Regions from separate parts of the Homo sapiens genome. Here region 2 is linked to region 1. A link is a contact called in ENCODE Hi-C or POLR2A ChIA-PET data. All regions are on one chromosome and are shown on one strand. The core of a region is the stretch at or near the end of the contact, and the rest is flanking DNA. Distances in the headings are between cores, read along the strand shown.

Region 1 (5,307 bases), core at 1,673-4,172:
TCCCCATTTTTAAAGAGTTGTTTAAAAAACAATAAAACTAAGAGGTTCATGCAACAGAGATCTTATCTGGCCCAGAAAGCCTAAAATATTTACTATCTGGCCCTTCACAGAAAAACTTTGCTGACCCCTGTTCTAGAGGTGTTATTTTAATAACCTCATTGGCAGAATCTGGAGAGACTTCACTTTGGCCAAATGTGAATATGTAGTCAATTTTTTTTCACATATGAGAAATACAATTTGAAAAAATTTAAATATTAACTGCATAATTACTTAGCTTTGTCCTTAATTCACTAAAACGTCCAGATGAAATGTTGATTCATCATGGATAATTTTATTTTACAATTCCTAAATATCTATAAAAACAGTCGTATTTGCTAATTTCAATTCCTTTTTAGCCTAAAGGAAACACAAAAACAGAAATCCCCTTAAGTTTATGTGTGGCACTGACTGAAGAAGATTCTAGAAATCCCCAGTTCAATGTCAGAAACCAAAGTTTTACTTTCTCCTAAAATTTCCTGTTATTTCTTTAGAAGACTTACACTTAAAAAATTTGAGGGGGAGGAATTCTTGAATAACATCTGTCAATCTTGAAACTTCAAAGAGGTGGTGAAAAACTCTAACAATAGCAACCAGGGCTGGAAGGAAGCTTTGGGATGTGGCTTTATCTAAACAGGAGCCACCCACACCCTCTGGCAGTATTAACCCTTGGGTTGCTACTAGAAAACCCAACAGCTGTTGGTGTAGGTACAAGCCAGCATCTCCTTTAGTCGAAGACCAACAGGAAATGCTTCTTTTCATCAGCCGCCAGTTACAGAGAAACTCATAAACTGAACACTTACTAAGTTCCTGGCTGTGTGCTAAGGATTTTATAGAATATTTAAATTTAATTGATAGAAAAACCCTATGAGGTAGAAACTGCTATTATTATAAACCCCATTTTACAGATAGGGAAGCTAAAGATCAGACAGTTTAAGTAATTTTCCCAGATGATAAATTTAGGCAACAGCAAAGCTGGTATTTACAATGAGCATTGCCTGATTGGAGAGACTTCTGATCTCAACCCCATACCTGATCTCTAAACTTCATATTGGTGAGAGCCAACTAAGAATGGCAATGACCTTAGGCTGGGTGTGGTGGCTCACACCTGAAATCCTAGCACTTTGGCGGGAGAATCACTTGAGCCTAGGAGTTTGAGACTAGCCTGGGCAACATAGTGAGACTGTCTCTACACAAACTTAAAAAAAAAAAAAATTAGCCAGACACTGTGGTGCTTCCTGTAGTCCCAGCTATTACGGTGGCTGAGGCAGGAGGATTACTTTACTTGAGGCAGGAGTTCAAGGCGGCAGCACACTATGATCCTGCCACTGCATTCCAGCCTGGGTAACAGAGCAAGACCCTGTGTTTGTGCGGGCGGGGATGGGGGGGTAGGGGTTGCGGGGGAGGGGAAGAATGACTTTATATAAGCTCCCAATTTGATAAAGTGTTTTTCTTTAGTGTAGCCTGGACTAAGTGATTTTACAGCCATCCACCGACTGACATTGGCAATTCTTGTATAATGTGTCTAAAGGAGTATATTTTGGGTATGGGGATTATATTCCTTTGTTCTGAACTAAGAACCACAGTTTAGTAGTGTCTCTGTAAATATGCATCTTTTTCCTGCCAGGAAATAAAAAGTTTTATGTGAAGGAGAACCCCCAAATCTTTTTCTTTTCTCAGAGCCTATTCTCATGGCCTAGATCTTAGCAGAGCTCAAAACATAATTGTTGCACTATTGGGACCTTCCATGAATAGTAATAACATTGAACCAGATATAGCTCTGAAGGGCATTAAAAATAAGGGTGGAATTTATCCAAGGCCCATAAAAAAATGAGGCTATAATAGTAAACATTTTTAGCCTGGGTTCCATAAATAGAGTTCAGTGGGTCTGTGAATTTGAATGGGCAAAAATTGCATCTTTTTTTATTTTCTCTAACCTTTAATTAAAAATTAATATTTCCTAGTATCAGCTGTACCTATGAGTTTGTTGTTGCAGACGTCTCAGCATGTGACTTACGCTCACCATTTAGACATTTCAATTGTTTAGATCTGCTGCTATTGTTATTTAAAGCATTATTATAGAAACATATATTACTATAACACAAATTCATTTTTAAAATATTTGGTCATTGTATTTCAATGTAATTGGTTTTCTTTGAAATACTCCATGTTCTATTTTATGCATTTAAAAAACATCACAGTGAGAAGGGGTCCACAGGCTTCCCTACTTCAAGAAGTCCATGGCACAGACACACAAAAAGGGAAGCTCCCTTGGCAGAGTGAAGGCATTTGGGCTCTAGTCTCTTTTCCAGGACTTGCTAGAGCAGGAATTTTGAGATTGATGGGTTTCTCTAGGAAGTTGGTAACTAGTGCCAATGGGAGATCTGCCTGGCTTGATTTGTTGTGCTGCACATGGACAACTGTGGATGCTGTCGGAGCTTCTGTGGAGTGGGAAGGGAGCTCCGCAGTGTAGAATTTGAGGAGAAGCCCTCCTTTGAAATCTTGTAACAATAAGAAAGATAACTCATATACGATGTGCTTTGTTGGGTTAGGCACCGGACAATTTATTTTGTAAACATGATCTACTTTATTTCTCCAATAACCCTATGTATGAGTTAGATTCTCTTACCCCCGTTTTACAGAGGAGGATACTGAACCTTGGTTGCTTCTACAACATTTTTGTCTACTTAGTAAATAAGTATTCTTGTTAAGTAAAAGTTGTTCCTAGTAAGTACTCAATAAATGAATGCTGTCCTTTTAATGTTATAATTAACATGACTTGAGACAGGAAGTTCTTCCTTCCCCTCAGCTATCTCTCTTTAGCACAGTTTCCTTCTTTGGATCTCAGCCAGTTGCATATATACTCTCGCTTTAGGTGAACATGCTGGCATGTGAACATCCTTGCGGCTAGAGCTTCACTGCCAACTTCACAAGAATCTCTCTTGGCATCTGAGGCTCATTAGTGCACTAATACACCAAGGTGTGCGAAAAACTGTCATCCACGTCCCTTTCTATTGCTCGGATAAATTAGTATCCCACTAAATGTTCACCCTAAACTCCTTTACCGAGTGGAGGAATTGCCAAACTACTTCAAATATTAAAGTAGGAGCCTATCTCCCAAATTCAGCTATGTTGATTTGCTTTTTATCAAGACACATTAACTGATCCACATAGGATTTTATTTACCAAGTTGGCCTTAATTTAATGCTTTTATTTTTTTAACCAAGTGACTTTTATTTAAAATAGTGGATTAGGGAGGTTCAGTTTTAAGTTCCTTTTAGGAACTGGTGTCGGCATAACAAAGGACATAAAAGAGGCTGAGAGCAACGTGTGTGTGCGCGCACGCGCGTGTGCATGTGTGTGCGCACATGCATACTCAAGTTATAAGACAAATTGTTTACTTTTCAATCACTCCAAAGGAAAGTATACCACAGGATTTCCCCTTGAGGTTTTCTGCCAGTTTGTATTTTTTTTTATGGCATACTAACATTTATCTTTGGAAGACAGAAAAAAAAAGAATTTGACATTTGTCTTTAAAAAAATATTTATGTAACAAGACTCTGACATTTGCAAATGGCTCCTTATTTGCAACTAAGTCTGGCCTCTATGAGTGACAGAAGTGACTGGAAATTTTCAGAATTATTAAATGGATCTCACAGTTCATTGTTAAGGAGATAGCTTGGTGGTATGGAAAGAACAAAAGCTTTGAAGCCACTCAGATGATTAAAAAAAAATGGGGGGAAGATATGGTGCCTCACACCTGTAATCCCAGCACTTCGTGAGGCTGAGGTGGGAGGATCACTTGAGCCCAGGAGTTTGACACCAGCCTGGGCAATATATTGAGACCCTGTCTGTATAAAAAAAAAAAAAAATTAGCTGGATGTGGTGGTGTGGGCATGTAATCTGAGCTACTTAAAAGGCTGAGGCAGGAGGATCACGAGCCCAGAAGTTCAAGACTGCAGTGAGCTATAATGGTGCCACTGCATTTTAGCCTGGGCAACAGAACGAGAACATCTCCCCCTGCCCCCCCAACTCCCCCCCCCAAAAAAGTTAGCCCTCTCTTCCTCTTTCCTTTCTCCTAAGGGTATTTAAAATAATATACTTGGCCCAAGAGCACAGTATGGCCCTCAAAACTAGAGAAATTACTCTGATTTCTCTCTTGTGAAAAAGAATTCATTCCAAAATAAAACACAGATACAGAAAAGTGCATAAAACAAGTGTCTGGCTTAGTGAATTACTATAAGATCAACACTCTTGTAACCACTGGTCAGGTCAGAAAATATAATTTTGCTGGCCACCCCAGAAGTCTGTTCATGTTCCCCAACTCAATCGGAGATCCCTCCCTTCCTCTAAAAAGTAATCACTATTCCTGGCTTTTATAGTTATCATTTTCTTGAGCTTTTAAACTTGTTTTATCATCCAAGTATGCATCTGTAGTCGTCTTGCTACTAATATGACTGAATACAAATGGCAAACCTTGCTTTTTTGCAGAATTACTGTTTTAAAAAAACTTCCTACAATAAAAACACCAGAATCTTTAAAAAATGTTTAATCTGAATTAATCAAATCATCAGACAAATCTACAAAGTGCCTTTATAAAGTACATGAAATGGTCTGACCTATTCAAATCAAAGTCAATGTCATGAAAACCAAAAAAACACACTGTAGAGGCAAAACAATCAATTTTAATGTGTTGTCCTTGACTGGATTCCGAATTTAAACAATAGACCCATTAACCTTGAAGAAATCTGAATATGGACTGTACTGTATATATATTTAGATGTATATATGTGAATGTATCTGTGTCTTAGTATCTGTATACACACACACACACACAGAAAGAGAGTGAAAGCTAAGCACTCACATATATGCTTCATATTGCAGAGTTCAAAGATCTTGCCATCATTTTCTGTACCTTTAAAAATTTTGTTGGCATGTTACATAAAGAATAACTTGTCACCTCGTTATTCTAAGTGTGCCCGCAGACCAGCAGTCATCAGCATCCCCTGGGAACTTACTGGAAATGCAGAGTCTTAGCGCTGTCCTCAACTAACTGAATCAGAATCTACATTTAAAAGTTCTCTCAGTGATTCATTTACACATTCAAGTTTCAGAGGTAAATTTTATTCTTGCTAAACAGTTTAGCAAAAATAAAGTTAAGTTCTTTGGTACTCTGCCATAGAGATGCTTTCCTCCTACAAAAAATTTCTTAGTGGAATTGTTTGCAAAGCTCTGGTACAGCTGTATTCAGCACTAGCCAATGAGAAAATG
Region 2 (5,307 bases), core at 1,867-4,366, 56 kb before region 1:
TTCAAAAGAAGTTCCAAGATAGACAATCCAGAGATGGTCTTATATTTGGTTACCTCATAGGCAGGCATGAGACAAGGATTTGAGAGCAAGTATCCTATTCATTTGGTGATGCCAGGAAACACTGTTTTGGGAGTGGTACAGTGAGACAGGAAAGGGAAGAGAATCAGTAGTGATTATTAGTGAGCAAATTAATGCTCTGAGCAACTGAGGCTTGATCCTACCCATGACATCGGCGAAAGGGTATAAAATATACCTTGGAGATGTCCCATCTGAGGGCTGGGGAAGAACAGGTGTTAATCCATTGGTTGATAAATTGGTTGAAACTGATCCCAGGGGCATTAGCTCCCTGACAGTCCCCCACCATGCTCCCCCTATGGCCCTAGTAATCCTTTGGACAGAGAGTACAGATGCTTGAAGGTAAAGTCTTCAGCAGGACTGGTGAGTGCCTAGGAGATTTGGAAGGAGCACTGACCACTTTGGAAACAGGAGATGGTACCTTTACCATGTTACCCAGGATCCTTATATATTTTTATTGTGCCATCCTTAGAGATGAATTAAGTCACCATGTTTTACCCATGGTTGCAACTCTGTAGTTCCAGCCATTTTTTTCCACAATTCAGGCACAAGAAATAGAAAAGAACTTATTTTTCAATGCCCACTCCATTTGCCATATTTCTCTTCAGGAGAGATGAGAAAATGTAGGTTTTTGTTTGTTTTTTGCTTTGTTTTAGCTAGACACATTGATGACCACAACCACATAAGTAGTTCCACTAGTAGTGAAGAAAACTATGAGAATGGACACTGGCAAGCAACTCATCGTTTTTGCCACCATGACACAAGCATGGAGTGACACCAGTTCTTAAAGCAATGTTTTGTTTCCCAGGCAGCACAGAAATTAACTTAGATTGATAAAGCTTGATTCCAATTAAACTGTTTAGAATTCAATTTGTCTCATTCTAGCTGATCAGAGCCAGCTTGCCTGGTTCATGCTTATCTAATCCAACTAGAAATGGATTGATACAACTTGAAATGTCTTAATCCCCTTGACTCAATTAGAGCCAATTTTGAACTGGAAAAAAATTTGACTCAATTTAAGCTCTTCAGGACCAGTTTGATTCCTTTTAATTTAAACTGGTCTGAAGTAGCCTAACATAATTTGAACTGGCCTGATTGCAGTTTGAAGTAATTTTATGTCTCTCTGTTTTGATCACATTCTATTTGAGCTAGATTGACCTTGGGCAAATTTATTTCAACTAAGTAGAACTTGTATGATTGTTCAAATTTGTATAGGATTTATTTTACACAATGTAACTCAAGAAAATATGGATTAAATTGCTCAATCCAACTGGATTCAGAAAGAAGTTCCCTTTTCATGAATCTCTTGGCTTTAGGGACCACAGTTCAGTAGCAACAGTGCAATAAAGGGACTCTTGACTAGCTTTTCAGGGAAAACTCATCTAGTGATACAAAAACAACCCCAGGTTAAATGTAAGTCACAAGGGAAGAAAAATGAGAGCTCTCAGTCTTCATTCTGTTTTCCACTTCTTCTCAACGGGCATGAGATTAGTCAAATGAAGCACTGGATACTTAGACCCTTATAGTTCCATGGGGTTGGCGGTGAGTTTGGGTGTGGGCATGAAGTACATTAGAAAATAGTATAAGTTTTCTGTTTCCTTAACTCTCTAATTTTGCAGGCATGGCATTTCTTATGGCCAAAATTCTATAAGCTTGAGAATCCTCTAATGCCGGAATCCAAGGATAATTATAGCAAAAACTAACATTTATTGAGTCCATACTACACACCAAGTACTATGCCAGCCACACTACATGGACTTATTTGCTTCTCATAATACCCTATGAGGTGGTAGTTATTATTATCCTCAACTTATAATTGAGGAACCTGAGGCTCAGTTTAAGAAAATCTCTTAAGATTATCGATCTAGTAAGTTATAGATTCAAGAGTCAAATCTAAGTCCGCTTCACCCCAGAGCCCAGGCTCTTAACTTCTTGTTAGTATAGCTATATGGAAAGAAAAGGCCATTAAGAACCAAGTTGCTCTTAGAAGGCAATAATTACATCATACCACCCTGCCATCTTTCTCAAGCCTGAATACAAGAATTTTCCTTTCTGCTTTTTGCCACTGAAGTTGGAGGATAGCAGTATAAAGGGCCCTTTGAGTGCATATACTACGAAATTTAAACGGGAAACACAGTGGAGATGAAATAATTATTTTCTGAGTATTTGGCCATTGCTTTGTTTCTCAGACCTTTTCTGATCTCCATGACCACACGTCCAAATGCTTACTTGACATTGCCACTTGAGTATCTCAAAGACAACTCAAACTCAGCATGTCCAAAACTGACTCATGATTTCCTACCCCCAACCTCACATTCCTCTCCAAACCTGCTCCTTTTCTATGTTTTCCATCTCAATAAGTGGCACCATTTTCTATCTAGTTCGGCAAACCAAAAATTCATAAATTAATGCTTAACACCTCTAACTCCCCCTGTCCTCCACTATTAGCAGGGCTTGTTGGATCTACCTTCAAAACACATCTCTAATCCATCCATTTATCCTATCTCAATTGTCATGTTCAAATTCCAAGCTTCTGTCACGTTTCTCCTGGACTATAGCAATAGCCTCCTTACTGCCACATCTGTACATTGATTCTGTGCTTTGTCCAATCTGCTCACCAAACTGCAACCAAATTAAAATGCTGGTCCTATCTTCCACTTTTCTTAAAAATCCTCAATCGCTTTTTGTTTGCTCCCAGGATTGACAACTACCAACTCTGCCAAAGACTACCAGAAAACTTGTTAGTGAAAAAAACCTAAGTCTATTTATCCTATGGCCTTGAATGAGTTTTAGTGGTGTCCCAGAAAGGGGGAAGAGGAGGATGTTTATAGGCTTTGGTCTTGAACACGAGTAGCTTAGAAGACAAACTGACTGGAATACAATTTATCATGTAATTGTTTAGGACTGGTGAGCACAGCAAAGTGAAAGTCTTGATGTGAGTCTTGACAAATAAACTGCTGTTTGATAAGCAAGCTGTTTCTGCAGGTGAACATTCTTTTGTCCTGATGGGAGAGATGAGTCAAGTGTTTGTTTGGATAAATCGGTTAGCAGGAATTTCCTAAAGTAAACAATAAAGTTATTCATTGACTTACAGCCTTAACTTTCTGAGCAAGAATCTCCAGTTAAGAATAAACAGTTAAATCTTGTTGGTGTAAGTGATCCTCATTCTCATTCCTGATAGTTAAGCTATATGGAAGGAAGTGATTTGAATTCTCATAAGGATCTAATTCTGCAAGTGGCTGCCAAAGCTCTGCATGCCTCCAGGTTCCATGAAGTTTCAGCTTTATGTTTTGGTGCCTTTCTCATGCTGGGGTCCAGAAAATTCAGTCTTCTTTCAGCCTCCCCTCTTCTTTCCCCTGAATGTCAAAACCTTTGGATGTTGCATGTACTCCCTTTGCCTCAAGTGCGATTTCCTTCTTCTCTCTCTACGCCTAACTAAATTTGTGCTTACAGTTCAGATCTCAGCTTGATTCTCAGTTCTTTAAGGATGGCTTCTCTGCCTACCCTCTACCCACGCAAATGGCATCGCACCAATATAAGCTGCTGTACTTTCCCTAAAATATAGGTGTGACTATTTGTAATTACATATCTCTGTGCATTTTAAAAAATTAAACTATAATATTTATAGAGGGCTTGACACATGGTAATTAATTGCTCAATATATAATTAGGGAAGTAAGGAAGATTGGCAGATGGGTGCTTTTGTATTTGGAGATGACTTTTTAATTTGAGCGGCATATCATAAATGTAAAACAACTAACCAATTGCCTTAGAGAAAGTGCTAAAGTCACCTCTAATTTTAAAACACATGCTACAAATTGAGACATAATGTGTTCTGGTTAGTAAATGTGCCCCTACAGGAAAAGAGAAAAGTTTCTTCTTAAAAATAAATTTAGACTTGACTTATCTGTCACCCAGGCTGAGGTGCAGTGGCGCAATATTGGCTCACTGCAAGCTCCGCCTCCCAGGTTCACACCATTCTCCTGCCTCAGCCTCCCATGTAGCTAGGACTACAGGCACCCGCCACCACACCCGGCTAATTTTTTTGTATTTTTAGTAGAGATGGGGTTTCACCGTGTTAGCCAGGATGGTCTCGATCTCCTGACCTTGTGATCCACCTGCCTTGTCCTCCCAAAGTGCTGAGATTACAGGCGTGAGCCACTGCACCTGGCTAGACTTGACTTATCTCAGAAAATTTTTCTTCTTAAGCATGATTTTGAGTTGTAAATATTTCCTCACGATAGAGTATGACAAGAGTTCATCCATCTTAAGACTTCGCAAATCATAGATGGGTCGGTTAACACCTCACTGACACCATATAGACTCACATTTGAAATATTCTGGAATTTGAAATTCTAACTGATAACAATGTAGTACACAAATAGTTCAAACTATGGTTCATGTGGATGGTGAGTCCTAAACAATTTTTATTCTGTTATTTGAAAGCTTTGAAGTTTCTCTGGGTAAGTCATGCTCTGCCGGAAATGAAGGGATGAGAAGATTGTTAAACCGTAATGGAAACACAGCTGTTCTCTCTGCAGGTGTGGTTCCTTTCTGCTGATGGGCTGGGTACAGAAAAGGATGAGCAATGGATGCTTGAGCAAATGTCATTATCTCAACTCCCCTCTCTTGGGACGCATTTAAGAACCCATGCTAAATAGAAAAATATGTCTTTCATCTCATATCTAAGTTAACATGTGGGTTGAATTTTTAGTTGAATGACTAGATCAAGTGTTCAAAAACCCCTCTAAGGCCTCTAATTTGGATCTATAGGAGAGAATTTTCTCATTCTGGGACGAATATCCCCAAATCAGTGTTTTACTGTCCGTTGTCTGGAGCCTGTGAATCAGTTTTGGTATTCTCACATCTTTGAGGGCAGAGCTATGCAATCCAACCTGAATGGCTTCTGGGGGGCTTTTACATTCATGTTATAGTGACTTGCTGGTTTGCATATCGCCCTAATCTGGTATGCAAATTGTGAGGAAATGTTAAAAATCTTTACTCTCTGCAAGCTCAGGATATCCATATGTAGTTGTAGCTGAATAAGGTATAGGTGAGAATTTCTGCATCTCTTCTCCTAATGTGAACAAACAAGGGTGAAGAACAGATCCTAGAGATTATGAATAAACTAATTGTGTGGCACCCAGGCCTGTTCCACCCCTACTATAGCTAGCTAAATCAGTGAAATAACAGTCACGTGATTAATCCTGCATATTTATGCTCTAGCATAGTG

Evidence for each region. A loop is a pair of places that touch in the nucleus more often than their neighbours do. ChIA-PET counts read pairs that join two places held with the same protein, here RNA polymerase II (POLR2A).
Region 2: a loop to region 1 is called in a map of Caco-2, with 4 times the contacts of the local background. The contact joins two enhancer-like sites. A Hi-C loop is called at or near these places in 1 of 168 maps with a recorded cell type or tissue (Caco-2). POLR2A ChIA-PET finds 5 or more read pairs at or near these places in 4 of 52 experiments (AG04450, IMR-90, PC-9 and 1 more).

Annotation. Positions count from the first base shown.
Region 1 is chr3:30,662,751-30,668,057 of GRCh38, reverse strand. All of the region lies in intron 3 of TGFBR2 (transforming growth factor beta receptor 2), which reads right to left. Among named protein-coding and RNA genes, the nearest start is that of TGFBR2, 59 kb to the right of the region's middle. Within about 2 kb of position 2,922, at least 7 of the 41 ENCODE cell types and tissues checked have a DNase peak (open chromatin) inside an H3K27ac peak, as active enhancers do.
Region 2 is chr3:30,719,025-30,724,331 of GRCh38, reverse strand. No RefSeq gene overlaps it. Among named protein-coding and RNA genes, the nearest start is that of TGFBR2, 120 kb to the right of the region's middle. Within about 2 kb of position 3,116, at least 2 of the 41 ENCODE cell types and tissues checked have a DNase peak (open chromatin) inside an H3K27ac peak, as active enhancers do.